Linked DNA regions of Mus musculus: region 2 is linked to region 1. The links are chromatin loops, found by intact Hi-C in ENCODE. Cell type or tissue: heart. All regions are shown on one strand. Links, peaks and the distances in the headings refer to the core of each region. The heading gives the core; the rest is flanking DNA.

Region 1 (5,389 bases), core at 79-5,078:
TATGTAACCATAACTTATCTTGAATTCATTCCAAATAATCTCTTTTATTCCGATAAAGGAGAAATTATTAGTTGGTAATATATCACACATTAGATTAGTATTTTCAGTGTACAACACTTGAAATAGGAATGATTTATTACAATGGAATGCTTAATTACCAAGCTAATGTATTGATTCTCCTTTCTGTGTTGTGCATCATTAACTTCTTCTCATATAAGCTGAGCTTCTGCATGTATGTTTGTTTGTTTATGTTTATGTTGTATGTTTTCTTGATGTGTATCAATAAGTTCATTGGTGTCAAAATCTTTCTGAATTTAAATTATTTGAATTCTGTTTATTCCTTTTCTTTTCTCACTTTAAATAAGCCATGCATAATATAATACATTCTTTGGAAAATCATAGAATATATATACTCTATATAGAGATGATATATATATTTATTTATTCTTCATAATATATTAGAATAGAGATGTAGATACAAGAAGAGCGCTGGAGTTGACTGGCCATGAGATGAGCAAGAACGCAAAAAAGTGTAAGCTCCAGGTTCAGTGAGAGCCCTCTCTAAAGAGAATAAGGAATTGAGCAATTTATTCTTCAGTATCTGACATTATAAGCTTAGGGTAGCACAAGCTATGCAATATTATATGAAAATATTCACCAATTTTTTTGTATTTCATATTTAATTAATACAAAATCATTAGAGCAAGAAGATACAAAGTGAGAAATACATTATGCAAACAAAGAAGTGCAAGAAAAAGTAGGTCAATCTAACTAGAACAGTGTTCGCAAGTCATTAAGCTGTATTTTAAAGCCTAAGACGGCACCCAATACTTTGTGGCTCAAAAAAATACACGTGTTTAAGGTATGATTCTATTCAATTACAGTTTATTAGGGGATGTATAGGGCAGTTATGCTGTGTGGACTGTGCTTAGCTGAGTTTAGCTGCATTTGTTCCTGAGACTGACATCAGCCACTGGCTCTAGGGAGCTTCCTACTCGGTGATGGTTCTTCTGAGATGACACATCTTGTGATGGTTCTTCTGAGCTGACACATCTTGTGTGGGTTGTCATTCCTTAGCAGCTGAGAAAGGTTTGATGGGCAGGAAGCAGTGCCAGATGGCTGGAGGACCTGAGTTCAAATTCCCAGCACCCACGTAAGAAGTCAGGCTTGGTATCTGTTGCCTGCAATTCCAGCACTTGAGAGAGAGGTAGAGACAGGGAGAGCGCTGGAGATGACTGGAACACAGATGGCAGCAGAGCAATGTGAAGTCATGGGGTTCAGAGTGGGGTTCAAAATTTCAAAATTTTGAATTTTGCTTTTATTCATTTTCTTCTCTCACTTTGAATAAGCAATGCAGCTTCTCATTGCTCCTTGTCCTTTCATAGGAAAGAACAAGAGTGAGCTATATCAATTATAATCACTGATCCTTGGCTTTGGTAAACTCATTTCAGATGACTACACATCAACTTACTCAGTCACATTGCTCTGCTGCCATTTGAATGGGGTTGGATGATGTCCACCATAAACCTTTGGCACTTTACACTTCTGCCAATCCTCCCGCTCCCTAACATGGTAGACTCAGATATCTGCATCATCCAACCTCCTCCTGGGGCAGGTACTTATTGCACAGTGGTATGCGGTCTGTTTGAGATGCTTGCCAACCCTTAGAACCTAGAGGGTACAGATATCCATATCTGTTGGATCATGGCTTCGTGCTTGTTTTCATTGCACCAAGTACAAAATAAAATTCTTGCTGAGAATTTTGGATTATATGCTGGAAGGCATTGTACCAAAATTAGAATCTTCCTCTCCCTCCCTCCCTTCCTTCCTCCCTCCCTCTCCTCCTCCCCTTCCCCTTCTGCCCCTCTCCTTTTTTCTCTGTCTTTGTCTTTCTCTGTCACCTGACCTCCTCTGTGTGTCTGGCTCGTGCCATCACCATGTAGCCCACATGGCTTATGAGTATTTCAGTCTTTTCTCCTTATCTTAAATCTCTCCTACTCATGGTGGTAGAGTGGAGGGTAGATTTCATCTTCCATCTTAAACAAAGGAAACTGAAGAAGAATCAATGCTCAATGAAGAAGAAGTATGGCACAAATTAACTCTCGTAGAATGAGTTTAGAAAACCCCTAACAAAACACTTGCTATTAAGAAAGGCAGGGAGAATTTTGTCACTCTATAGCTCCAGTCTAGAAATACACAAGACACTTAAAGTGAGGTAGCTCAGGATGTAAAGCATAGTCACGGAGCTGACTGTCAGAGGGCAATGTTGTACACTTTCCATAGATGGAGATAGAACTAGTATTTGGGGTTGGGCCTCTGTTGAAGAAAAATCTCAATGCAACTTGTTCCAAGCTTTGCACCCTAACAGAAAGGAAATGATTTTAAATGAAATGGAAAAAGTGACATTTTCATATTTTTTTCAATCAAATTCATTGAATGGAATATCTGATGTTTCGAAAATCCATTACAGAAATATCAAAGTAAATAATAAGTTCTTTATTTAAACAATAGTTCATTGTGTCATACATACTTTTGCTAGGGTGACACATTTATCTCTTTTTGCTGCATCTATCAATGAAGTTTAGTCATATTCTAGCATCTAATAGTTGGTATTAAAAAAAATCAGCCAATTCTAAAGAAGTGATGCTATTGTGACTTTACCTCATAGCACGTCAGGAACACATTAAAAACCTCCACTCATATTCGAATATTTTCATTCCATATTTTTAATGCAATGTTTTTGAGCTTTATGTCACTTAACGGATCCTTATAGCCCTATTTGTTATTTTATTGTACTAAATTCAAGGTAGCAAATGTTTACACAGAACAAGTTGTTTGCAATGGCAATTTTGCAAACAATTTTTATTGACTCGTAAAGCATTAAAATTTGAATTCATTCATATTATCGTCATCATTTTTAGGAAAACAGATAATGTCTTCTTTTCATATCAATAAATTAATATGGTATACATTAGAAATATTCTAAGCAAATTGTTACACCACACCGCCAGCATTTCTATTTCCTCTTCATGTAATGTGCACATATGTCCACACAGTGGCACTATTTCTTTAGAAACGCCAGTGGGAACCGGTTTTGCTTTGTGTTTGCATAGTGCTCCCTGATAAGATACTGGCCTCAGAATTCTAAAAGTTCTCAGGAAGGAAGTGAAATGCATTTATTTTAAAAAAAAAAATTGATTGGCTGTTCATTGTCTAAAGGTATTAATACCTGAGGAAGTCTTGATAACAATCCATGTTTAAATGTTAAAATCTGAATCCAGTAATGTGGGCTCAGGCCTCAGCAAGAAATATGGAGAGGTCATGGTAGGAGATAAGTTTATAACCCAGAAGCTCCTCCAAAAATACACAGAAATTAAACACTAGGATGTAACAGGGCTGCACATATCTAAATCCTTACACATTAAACTAAACCAACAAAGAAGTCATATGTTTAAGTCATTTCATTAGCTGGAATTCTGCTAGTGGTGAAACCACCAAGGAATATAGGTAGAAGTGCAAGGGAGGAATAGAGGAAAGAAGAGAGGAAGAGAGGGAGGGAAGAAGGGAGGATATGACAACTGCTTTCCCACTACCACTATCTCAGAGACCTTATTTCTGATGCAGGGGCAGAGGACAATCATCTTTAGGTCCTCAGATTCAAACGCCCCAGCTTCTTAGTGTGTCACACCGGACCCTGCTGGGACTCAGCCAATGGTTTAGAATTTTTAATGCTTATCTCATCCCCAGCACAGGCCCAACTGCTTGCTTGGCAACAAACCAGAGGTAAAGTGATAAAAATAAATTTAATAACTTCTCTGTCCCTTCAAGCATTTAAAAAAAAAAGTGTTGAGGGCACATTGCTATTATTCTAACATGATCCCGGTTATATAAAAAAGGGGGGGAGGGGACCTTTTTTTTTTTCCTTTAACAATTAGAAAGTAGAGGACTCTAACGCACAAAGGAAAAAAAAATGGAAAAGATTCAGTCTGGAAGATTTTTTTTCACAGGGCAGATAGAGTCTGCCAGATCACATGGCCCAAGAGACAGAACAACCTGTTCAACACTCTGGATTAAAGCACCCTCCTGTGTCCAATACCCCAGGTTCCATTTAAAACTAGCAGCTTTCCTGGTCTCTTGGTATATGAGCTAGAGTATTATGCTCAAATTTGGAAATATGGTATCTCCAAGCTCCTAATACAGTCAGTAAGCCTCTTACCCCCCCCCCCCATCCCCCAGTGGCAGAAGAACGCAGCTATAGCAATGTCCACACTGGTTCTCAACCTGTGGGTTGTGACCATCTGAAAAAACATATATTTCTGGTGCTTTTAGCAACGCCCAGCCGTAAACTTATTTCCATTGTTACTTCCTAACTGTAATTTTGCTACTGAGCCATCCATGTCTCAGTCCCTAAAGCCATTGGAAATGTGTGTTTCCCCTTGGCTGAGACCCACAGGTTGAGAACTGCTGCTGGAAGGACCATCTCTGAGTGCTCTATACCACTGCAATGTTGGAAGTTAACTGGGGTAGAAATACCCTTAATTTTTGTTGAACTTATTTCTCACCTGTTGATGTCCGTATGCATTAACAAGTCCAAAGGGATTCCTACTACCTCCCCACTTGGTCCAATCAGAAAAACATCAATATAATGGATCATCGTGATATTTCGAGGTCACCAAGTTGGAAATTGTAAAATTTTTACACAGGGCTAGAGAGTTAATAGTCCCTTGAGGTCAGAGGTAAAGCAGTGCGTTTGGTCTTATAAGCTGAAGGTAAGTTGTTTCTGACAGTCCCTAAAGACAGGTACGGCTATAAAGGCACTTGCTAGTTTATCAGCTTCATATAAGGGACTCAGAGATACATTAAAGTTCTCAACTACAGAAGACACATCTGGTAAAGTTCTCAACTACAGAAGACACATCTGGTAGAACAGCCAGGTGGGATTACTGCTTAATTACGTTTCAGATAATCACGTGTCATTCTCCGTGATCTTCATGGACCACACAGGAGAGTAAGAGGGAAAGGTGGTGGGAACCAGCGCCCTTGCTTACTTCCAGTCCTTGACCATGGCACCAAGGTCACTTCCTCCAAGGATGCGATATTGTTTTGGGATCAGCATTTCCCTTGTAAAAGGAAATTCATCGTGTCTGTTCTTGTCTTTGAAACTGTAATAGCCTATAACACCTATAAGCACACCATAGGATCAGTACTAGTGTTAGGCTTTAGAGCCTCCCCTTGAGCTGGATCTCAATTTGGGTCTGTCACTGGACCTCCTTTTCTTCAGTCTCTTCTCCATTTTTGTCCCTATAGTTCTTTTAGACAGGAAGAATTTTGGGTCAGAGTTTTTGATTGCAGGATGATAACCCCATCCCTCCACTTCATGCCCCACTTC
Region 2 (5,389 bases), core at 95-5,094, 210 kb after region 1:
GATGCTGGCATCTATGGTTCCAGATCTCTTTCCTAGGGTTTCTATCTCCAGCGTTGCCTCACTTTGGGTTTTCTTTACTGTGTCTACTTCCCCTTTTAGTTCTAGTATGGTTTTGTTCATTTCCATTACCTGTTTGGATGTGTTTTCCTGTTTTTCTTTAATGATTTCTACCTGTTTGGCTGTGTTTTCCTGCTTTTCTTTAAGGGCCTGTAACTCTTTAGCAGTGCTCTCCTGTAATTCTTTAAGTGACTTATGAAAGTCCTTCTTGATGTCCTCTATCATCATCATGAAAAATGCTTTTAAATCTGGGTCTAGATTTTCAGTTGTGTTGGGGTGCCCAGGACTAGGTGGGGTGGGAGTGCTGCGTTCTGATGATGGTGAGTGGTCTTGATTTCTGTTAGTAGGATTCTTACGTTTGCCTTTCGCCATCTGGTAATCTCTGAAGCTAGCTGTTATAGTTGTCTCTGTTAAGAGCTTGTACTTCAGGTGACTCTGTTAGCCTCTATAAGCAGACCTGGGAGGGTAGCACTCTCCTTGGTTTCAGTGGGTAGAGTATTCTCTGCAGGAAAGCACTCTTCTTGCAGGGAAGGAACCCAGATATCTGGTGTTCGAACTAGACTCCTGGCAGAAGTTGTGTTCCACTCACTAGAGGTCTTAGGATCCCGTGGGGAATCCTGTGGGGGCCCTTGCGGGTGTCAGGCAACTCCGCTGGCCAGGAAGCCCTGGGCTGGAGTGGAGCGGAAGGGGCTTTTGTCCCTAGTCAGGCCTGGGCAGTCTGCTTCCCTATGTACCGCAGTCTCAGGTTCCGCACGATTGGATTGGGGCAGGCGCTGTGTTCCACTCACCAGAGGTCTTAGGAACCCGTGGGGGGTCCCGTGTGGGCCCTTGCGGGTGTTGGGCAAGACTCTGCTGGCAAGGTAGCCCGGGGTTCAAGTCGAGCGGAAGGGACTTGTTTTATTTAAATTTCTTATCTGTTAGTGGAATAGAGTTTATACTATCACACAGGCCTGTGAAAACACACTTATTTGTTTTTTGTTTTTGTTTTGTTTTGTTTGTTTTGTTTTGTTTTTAAATGGGAATGAAGTTATCTTGTGTTAGTTCAGACATCATTTAGGTCAAAACGTATGCTTTTTTTTTTCTCCTCAAGCTAATTTGAGGGCTTTAAGATGAACACTATTTTGTATAAATAGAAATACTTTCCTCTACAATCCATTTAAAATAGTACAGTAGAATCCATATGAGAAAAAAAATAGATAAATCAGTTTGGAATTGGGTATACAGAAAAAAATATCAGGAGTAGAGTATAACTCAAGGAACTTGAAGTAAATGGGTCTAACAGTCAAATTCACCCAAGGACTGCTTATTAAAGAAACTAATTAAAAAGACAGGAAGGTCACAATTTTCACTCAAAGGATTCCTTATGGAAAAAACTGGGGCAGTAAGCAGCTGCCATTCTTTCCACAAATCCACAGCTGGGGGTTGTTTTTATTTCAAACCAGTTAGATGTCAGAGAAGAGAATAGCTTGATAAAGCATTCAATACAAACTCTTTCCCTGGAAGATCAAGTACTACGAATCTAAAGGGACACACCATAGACGTTCCACATAGACCAGACTTTGTTTTTTCAGCATACAGTTCTGTGTCTCTAGCCCAAGTGACAGGTGTAACGCTTACAAATACTCAGAAACTCTCACAACACACCAATTCAGTCTTAATGCCTTTCTGAACTCTATAAAACCAATGTCAACCATTGTTCTTACAATGAAGTAAAAAGATTAGCTATGTATCGCATGACTGCAAACTGTACTTTGTAGTTCATTGGAAGTTCTAGGCTGAGGAAACAGATCCTTTAATCTATAACATGTTTACTTTCTGTAATTCCTTCTGTCTGTCACTGACCAAGCCCCTTCCTGTAGACTTGGGAAGTTTGCTTCACTAGAATTCCGTTGATTCAGATGAGGAAGCTCTCATTGAATTTGCTGGTTTCTTTTTTTTTTTTTTCCATTTTTTTATTAGGTATTTAGCTCATTTACATTTCCAATGCTGTACCAAAAGTCCCCCATAACCACCCACCCCCACTCCCCTACCCACCCACTCCCCCTTTTTGGCCCTGGCGTTCCCCTGTACTGGGGCATATAAATTTTGCGTGTCCAATGGGCCTCTCTTTCCAGTGATGGTCGACTAGGCCATCTTTTGATACATATGCAGCTAGAGTCAAGAGCTCCGGGGTACTGGTTAGTTCATAATGTTGTTCCACCTATAGGGTTGCAGATCTCTTTAGCTCCTTGGGTTCTTTCTCTAGCTCCTCCATTGGGAGCCCTGTGATCCATCCATTAGCTGGCTGTGAGCATCCACTTCTGTGTTTGCTAGGCCCCGGCATAGTCTCACAAGAGATAGCTACATCTGGGTCCTTTCGATAAAATCTTGCTAGGGTATGCAATGGTGTCTTTGTAACAGGTTTACAGATCAGTTGCCTTCCTACCAAAGACCCAACAACCCCAGCAAACTCTCATTCTGTTGATATAGAAGTAGTAGATTTAGCTTTCAGCTTCTTGGAATTGTGTCTGTCTTTAATTTAAAGGAACATTCTTGCTTTGGTCCATGGGACCAAAATTTCTCTATTTCTGAATCTTGAATGTGAAATTACCCTTTCTTAATATTTAACGGGAAAGAAAACTCCTCAGTGGGAGACTCCCTTCACAGTTAACATTTGGTTTCTATGACTGAGTATGATAAGAACACAGGAGGCAGGTGGATAATCATGTCTTTCAGTTTCTCAACAATCAAGGTTATCATTACATGAACAGACACTCTTAAATTCTGTTAGTCTACTGCTGCCAGAAATGCCACTCAGTCTCAAAAGAGGCAATATCGCCCCCAAGTGGGGGAAATTGGATTTGGGGTATATAAATTTCAGTTTTTTTACAAGATGAAGAGGGAGAGTAAGTAGAGAAATAACACTTAAACTCACTAGGAGAAACAAGTTGATGAACATATTTTTCCTTTAGTAGGTCAGAGTCCAAGGATCACTCAATTAAAAGACTGTTTAAGGATATGAGTATGAAGAACACCACAGAGAGTAATGTAGCAACCTCAGGCTGTAGTGAGGGCTATTTCCATCTCTAAGCCAAAAAAAAAAAAAAAAAAAAAAAAAAAAAAAAAAACAGAGGCAAGCAGTCATGTATTAAGAACTAATTTAAGAAATTGGAAGCTCCCGTTGCTAGCAATTAAAATCCTTTGGAGGAAAACAACAATGCAAAGCTATCAAATCCCCCAACCTCCTTTTTCCACATATTCTGAGCTGGCTCACCGATTCTCACCTCAAGGGAAAGGGGAAGCAATGACATCATCTACTCAGGGCATTTCATGTGATAGAAACCCAAGTAGAAAATGGTTTCTGGATAAAGAGTAGTCATTCAACGTAATGACGTGGAGAGATACCCACAAGAAGGGAACATTTATAACTTTTTCTCTGTATAATCATGATGATGTTGACTGTCTCTAAAGTGAATGTGGAACAGAACACAGAGCCCAAGGATAGCAGTATAAAAAGAGTCAACCCAAAGTAGCTAGCCATGAATAAAGAGGCACGGACCCATGGGTCAAGAAATGTGAACGACTTCCAGAAATAAGGATAGTAAAAGAGGAAACATTTTGTTCTGTAAGTCTCCAGAAGGAATCTATTCCAGAAACTCCTTGATTATAACTCACTGAGGGGTTGTTGTTGTTGTTTTATCTTGTTTTTTTGATTTTTTTCTCTGAGTTCTTAAAAATAAGATAATAAGTTTTTGTTTGTTTGTTTCTTTAATTTAATACATTTGGGATAATTTGTTACAACAGCAATAAGTTAGAAACTAGTATAGTTCCTTTGCTCTGAGCATCTCCATTTAGGACCTGTTTTACAGTTCCTTCCGAGTTCTTTATGATAATAACTTTCTATGATAAATAACCGGAAAGTACATTCTCTGCATGCTCCATGTTCCCTCCTGTCCATCTTTAAGCAGTGCTTTTACAAGGCTGACATAGCACCGTATAAGGATGTTGATGTCTGTATGCTATCATTCCTAGACTAATCAACAGATCCAATCTTCACATTTTCCCCCAACTCCTCCATTTTTTCTTTCTCAAGTGTGGGTTGGGTAGAATACCATTCCCATAGATTGGTTTTTGAAAACACTTGAATAAATGTGTCTAGAAAGATATTCAAACTCACACATAATATCTGTCAGCCTTCATGAGCAGATAGGAAATTATGGAGTGATTCATTTACTTCCAAATGCTTGACTATTCTTAAGCAATAATCTGGCATTTGTACCTAAGTGTGTTACAGCCCTAGCAATTGGTTTTTGGGGATCACAATTAACATGAGATAAGGTAAGAGAAACCATGACATTGAACCCAACTCTGTCATTTTGGCCACTTACTTTAAATATTATCCTTATTATTTTATTTCTGAGATATCCAGTAAAGGAAACTAAGATACCTAAGCCATTTTGTCTAATTCCTTGTTCCATACTAGCCCAAAATATATTTTTCTAGTATAAAGTAAATGCAAAAAAAATCTTTGTCCTATCTGTTTATGTCTTTTATCTTCAGATCTATTCTGTCCCTTTTTTAGCATCCGTGGATCTGAGCAGTAAACAGAGCAATAACCACTGACTTGATATCTGTAATAATCATACTCCACATTATCCAACTGCGACATTCCCTAGTCCCATGTTGAAATAAACAGGTCATAACACCGAGAGACGCCTTTCAGAGATGGTTAATTAGGGTGACTTCCTCATGGGTGAGATTAGTGTACTTACTATGGGGCCTTAGGAAATGGGGCCCTTCTCTTCCACATCTTCTGCGTGATAACATGGCACTGGTCTCTTCCTTTTTCCAATATGGGAGTATAATTAGTCTGATACCAAGCTCCATAGGAAACCAGAAGAAAGTCTCTCAGAAAATTCCCAAAGTGCTTGTGCTTGATCTTACAACTTCTCAGACCTCAGAACTCTAAAAAGAAATTTTTCTTTATAAGTTATCCAGTCTGTTATGTTTTAATAAAGCACCATAACAGATTAAGTAATTTCCTGACACCATCTCTTGGTTGTCTGTGCCACAGTGATGTTGTATCAATCAGTATACTTTACTCAGTGTGTCTTTGTGTAGAGTATCTTCATGGCCTAAATCTCATTGGACTATAGAATAATAAATTGTATGGGTGAGCTAATAATTCTGAGACAGAATTGTGCTTATTATTCATCTCTGAGAAGCGCTCACTACTTATGACCCTTCTATGACTGAAAGGAGTTAATTTTTAAATGCATTTGTGAAATTCATGACCACATGTCATGTTCTTGGTACACTAATTTGCCCTGACAGAGATAGCATGCTCAAAAAA

Evidence for each region. A loop is a pair of places that touch in the nucleus more often than their neighbours do. Peaks named below come from ENCODE experiments on the same cell type or tissue, not always from the same donor. Only the 100,000 strongest peaks of a DNase experiment are listed, where the experiment ranks them.
Region 2: it touches region 1 in a loop (7-fold over the local background); 8 of 42 quality-filtered maps call a loop at or near these places.

The regions. Positions count from the first base shown.
Region 1 is chr10:106,583,592-106,588,980 of GRCm38, reverse strand. The region is part of intron 3 of Ppfia2 (protein tyrosine phosphatase, receptor type, f polypeptide (PTPRF), interacting protein (liprin), alpha 2); the gene reads right to left. The region is part of intron 3 of 4930532I03Rik (RIKEN cDNA 4930532I03 gene); the gene reads left to right. Among named protein-coding and RNA genes, the nearest start is that of 4930532I03Rik, 16 kb to the left of the region's middle. In heart, for the core only: a CTCF peak has its summit at 3,051; no DNase peak of the experiment used is centred there.
Region 2 is chr10:106,378,269-106,383,657 of GRCm38, reverse strand. No RefSeq gene overlaps it. Among named protein-coding and RNA genes, the nearest start is that of Ppfia2, 89 kb to the left of the region's middle. In heart, for the core only: a CTCF peak has its summit at 2,873 (motif pointing left); no DNase peak of the experiment used is centred there.